2 separate regions of the Homo sapiens genome follow, and region 2 is linked to region 1. Evidence: read pairs that join two places in POLR2A ChIA-PET (ENCODE). Cell type or tissue: GM12878. All regions are shown on one strand.

Region 1 (2,500 bases):
AATTAGCCTGGGTGAAATGTGTGGCCCCTGGGGAGAACTGAAGCAGAGGTTTCCGTGGGTCTGCTCTGGTCTGGGTCTTTGACCCAAATCATGTCCTGCTTTCCTGGGGAGGAAGGGGAGGAGAGAAGGGAGTGGTACCGATCTAGGTCCCTCCATCAGGACGCTGGTGGCTGCACTCTTGGCCCATCCTCTGGGGTGAGGTGTTGGAGGCAGACCCTGGGCTACCCAGAGGGCTTGGTGCTCGGGTCCTGTCGTCCTTTCCCAGCACCCAAAGCACCCATCACCTCTGCCAGGCTGGGCACGTAGTAGGAAGACTTGGGTTTTGGGTTTTTTTTTTTTGAGACGGAGTTTTGCTCTTGTTGCTCAGGCTGGAGTGCAGTGGGCCAGGCTGGGCATGTAGTAGGAAGACTTGGGTTTTGGGTTTTTTTTTTGAGACGGAGTTTTGCTCTTGTTGCCCAGGCTGGAGTGCAGTGGTGTGATCTCAGCTCACTGCAACCTCTGCCTCCCGATTCAAGTGATTCTCCTACCTCAGCATCCCTTGTAGCTGGGATTATAGGCATGCGCCACCACACCCAGCTAATTTTGTATTTTTTAGTAGAGACGGGGTTTCTCCATGTTGGTCAGGCTGGTCTTGAACTCCCAACCTCAAGTGATCCACCCACCTCGGCCTCTCAAAGTGCTGGGATTACAGGTGTAAGCCACCACGCCCAGCCTTTTTTTTCTTTTTTTCTGAGATGGAGTCTCACTCTGTCGCCCATGCTGGAGTGCAGTGGTGCGATCTTGGCTCACCACAACCTCTGCCTCCTGGGTTCTAGTGATTCTCTTGCCTCAGCCTCCGAAGTAGCTGGGACTGCAGGGATGGGCCACCACACCTGGCTAATTTTTTGTATTTTTAGTAGAGATGGGGTTTTACCACGTCGGCCAGGCTGGTCTCAAACTCTTGACCTCAAGTGATCCACCCGCCTCAGCCTTCCAAAGTGCTGGGGTTACAGGCATGAGCCACTGCACCTGGCCGAGGCCTGGGTTTTGAGTTCCAGGTCTGCTGCCTTTAAAGAACAAGCCATGTGACCTTGGACAAGTCACTTCTGCTTGGGGATTCACACGCACACCTCAAGGCCCTTACATCAAAGGGCAGAGAGGCCTGCTGGGCTCAGGTCAGGAGCTCGGTTTCACCCATCCTGGATCCTTGGCTATCCAGACCCCCAGATGCTGCCAACAACAAAGCAGGATTCGAGTGGTGTCTCCGTGGGACATGAGCTGCCAGGGCTGTGAGGTGTGAGGTGCCATCACCCCAACCCCGGGCACAGAGGCTGGTATAGTGGTGCCTCTACTGAGGGGAAGACGTGTCCCAAGGGAGAAGATGCGTCCCAAGCGGCCCGAGATTCTGCTGAATGGGCTTGGCAAAAGCTCACGTGAGGTTTGTCTTCACCATGGCTGAGAGTCAAAGTTTAAGAGACAAAGTTTGTCTTCACCGTGGCTGAGAGTCATTCTTGCGTGGGTGGGAGTGGTGACACCAGTAACCAGCAGCTATCCTGGCTGATTTCCTTTGACATTCTTGGCTCTGTTGAGTTCTCTGGGTGCATTGGGTGTAGTTTTACCTAACATTGCTCCAGCTTCCTGAGACAAGCCACTGATAAAAGCCATCGTCTCAGAAAGGCTGTTGTCTGGGGTCAGCGGGCCATCACTAGAGAGCGGAGCAAGTTCTTTGGTACCTCTCAAGAAGGGGATGTGGCCCACTGTAGGGCAACTTAATGCTTTCAAGAATGGCCGCGTGATGGGGTGAGGCATGTGAACTTCTAAAATCTGCAGCGGTGAGTTCAGAAGACCTGTGCTTGGCTTCGCAGGAGGAGATGTGGCCCAGAGCAGGAGTCAAGCGTGTAGGGACGCTCTGCTTGTTCACATTTTTCATTATTCAGGAAGCCACGGTTTCAAAAAATGTTTTGAATGGATCTAAGCTATGGAAAGTCTCCCCTTCCCCATCACAATTTTTGGCTGATCAGGGCTTGCTAGTTTAGCATCCGGTGCCAGCAGCGTTTAAATAGCAGCAGTGGCTACAGTCACAGGATGGACACCTAGTGTTTAGATCTGGCTTGTAACCATGTTGGGGGCAATGCTCAAAATTCACAGCATCAGCCGGGCACGGTGGCTCAATCCTGTCATCTCAGCACTTTGGGAGGCCGAGGTGGGCGGATCACTTGCGGTCAGGAGTTCGAGACCAGCGTGACCAATGTGGTGAAACCCCATCTCTACTAAAAATGCAAAGAATTAGCTGGGCATGGTGGTGCATGCATGTAATCCCAGCTACATGGGAGGCTGAGGCAGGAGAATCGCTTGAACCGGGGAGGCAGAGGTTGCAGTGAGCCGAGATGGCGCCACTGCACTCCAGTCCGGGTGACAGCAAAACTCCATCTCAAAAAAAAAAAAACTCACAGCATCAAATGCTTCACCTGAAGCTGGCAAGATCTTAGCGTGTTCTTCAAAACTCAGCATAATGGTTTTG
Region 2 (2,500 bases), 280 kb after region 1:
AATATAACATGTGGACAGAAATAAGATATGCAGCCAGGCACAGTGGCTCATGCCTATAATCCCAGCACTTTGGGAGGCTGAGGTGGGTGGATCACCTGATGTCAGGAGTTCCAAGACCAGCCTGGCCAACATGGTAAAACCCCGTTTCTACCAAAACCATAACAATTAGCTGGGCGCGGTGGCGCATGCCTGTAATCCCAGCCAGTCGGGAGGCTGAGGTGGGAGACTTGCTTGAACCTGGGAGTTAGATGTTGCAGTGAGCTGAGATCGCGCCACTGCACTCCAGCCTGGGTGACAGAGCGAGACTCTGTTTCAAAAAAAAGAAAAAAAAAAAAAAGGAAATAAGACATTCCATTCCATTGCTTGCATATTAGGTATACATTTTAGCTTCTAGCCAATTACCTAAATAGCTGTCTGGCCTAAGGGACTTCTGTTTCCTATCAGCTTCATGAAAGGAGAAAAGGGAAAGGGTAACAAGAAAAATAATGAAGTAGAAGAGTTAGAAAAGGGTAAGTAAAGCAGGCCAGGCGTGGTGGCTCACGCCTGTAATCTCAGCACTTTGGGAGGCTGAGGCCGGCGGATCACGAGGTCAGGAGATCGAGACCATCCTGGCTAACACGGTGAAACCCCATCTCTACTAAAAATACAAAAAATTAGCTGGGTGTGGGGGCAGGCGCCTGTAGTCCCAGCTACTTGGAAGGCTGAGGCAGGAGAATGGCCTGAACCGGGGAGGCAGAGCTTGCAGTGAGCCAAGATCACGCCACTGCACTCCAGCCTAGGCAACAAAGCAAGACACCGTCTCAAAAAAAAAAAAAAAAAAAAAAGAAAGAGAAGAGTAAGCAAGGGAATAAACAAATAAATTTACAATGTGCAATTCAAACAAGAGAGCATCTAGACATAAGAAAACTTCATCTTTAGGCTGCTGAAATTAGGTACTGAGACTTCCAAAACACAGCTAATGTGTTGAGAGGAAGTCAAAGCACCAAAAACCTGAAAATTCACGCTTTAGGCCAGGCGCATAGCACACACTCTTTGAAAGCTTATTTTTAAAGAGCTACCTGAAATAAAGTTGCTGAGGCCTCACTAAGAAGAGAGAAGGTTATGATACTGGGCTTCTCCCTTTGAGGAAGGAAAAAAGTCAGAGGCCTACCTCACCCATCACTCCAGGCAACCAAGGCTCAGTCAGCAGAAGGGTAAATCCCACCCCTCAGGGAACTGGGTTAGAAGGTCTCTAGTTCCACCCCTGCTGTCTTCCAGACAAGACTGACTGCAATTTTCACCCCAGTTAACTTCCAGTGATGCCAGCAAGAGGAGCAGACAGGAGAAAAGAACATAAGGAGTAGCTATTTCTCCTCAGTGTCAGCTGGACTCTGGAACAACTGTAGACATTGCCTTTCTCTCTGCTGGGCAGAAGAGAATCCACTAATCTCAGGGAAGTGCCTAACAACCCAGTAACACAACATTTCTCAAAGATCTCTACTTTAACCATCTTATTTAGGGTTGCAACCCCTCCCACCTCTCCTACCTAACCCTCTTTTCCACTCCCAATTCTCCTTATCCTGCTGTACTTTTCCCCATATCATATATTACCTTTCTAATTTTATATATTATTATGTTTATTTCTATCTCCTATTCAAAGATAATATCCATGAGGTTGATTTTTTTTTTTTGGTCTATTTTGTTCATTGATCTTAAACAACTAGAACAGGGCATCCAATAAATATTTATGGAATGAAGTGAGAAAGAAAAACTAAAAAGACCTCCCAGAAGTCAACCACACCCAGATGGCCCAACAATGCCTATATTGCCCTAGCAGAACCAATTTGGTTCCTGTGACTAAATTTATCTCACCTCCACCTGCCATGCATCACCACTAGACCCTTGCTGCAAGTTTTCTATCAGCTCGGATGTATGGAACCACAGTACAGTCATATGCAGTAAAGGCAACAAATGCTTGTCCTTGAATCTGAACAATTTCTCAAGGCATTCACCGTCTGCCTTTTCCCTAGTTTATTCAATTTGGGATAAAATGTGTTGAATGGAAGTTACGTTACTTTTGCATAAAAAGAAGTCTAAAAAAATCACAATTTCTTTTTTCAAGAATCAAGTTCTAATTCAATTCATCAAGCATTAATTAAGCATAAAGTTATATTCAAAGAAGCACTGGGCTAAGAGTTTACGGAACAGAGGAGACACAGGTATCTCACGAGCTTAAAATGAGGGATGAAGAAAATATATTCACAAATAATTACAGTTAAAGACAACATGCGGGCTGGGCGCGGTGGCTCATGCCTGTAATCCAAGCACTTTCGGAGGCCAAGGCAGGTGGATCACGAGGTCAGGAGTTCGAGACCAGCCTGGCCAAGATGGTGAAACTCAACCCCGTCTCTACTAAAATACAAAAATTAGCCAGGCGCGGTGGCGGGCAACTGTAATCCCAGTTACTCGGGAGGCTGAGGCAGGAGAATCGCTTGAACCTGGGAGGTGGAGGTTGCAGTGA

The links. ChIA-PET counts read pairs that join two places held together with the same protein. Peaks named below come from ENCODE experiments on the same cell type or tissue, not always from the same donor. Only the 100,000 strongest peaks of a DNase experiment are listed, where the experiment ranks them.
Region 2: POLR2A ChIA-PET joins it to region 1 with 11 read pairs; 3 of 35 experiments call an interaction of 5 or more read pairs at or near these places.

Annotation. Positions count from the first base shown.
Region 1 is chr15:64,752,543-64,755,042 of GRCh38, reverse strand. All of the region lies in intron 1 of RBPMS2 (RNA binding protein, mRNA processing factor 2), which reads left to right. Among named protein-coding and RNA genes, the nearest start is that of MIR1272, 8.7 kb to the left of the region's middle. RefSeq lists enhancers at 88-267, 308-367. In GM12878, no CTCF peak of the experiment used is centred here; DNase peaks (open chromatin) are centred at 1,102 and 1,422.
Region 2 is chr15:64,475,461-64,477,960 of GRCh38, reverse strand. All of the region lies in intron 1 of ZNF609 (zinc finger protein 609), which reads right to left. Among named protein-coding and RNA genes, the nearest start is that of ZNF609, 16 kb to the right of the region's middle. In GM12878, no CTCF peak of the experiment used is centred here; no DNase peak of the experiment used is centred here; H3K27ac peaks cover 188 bases.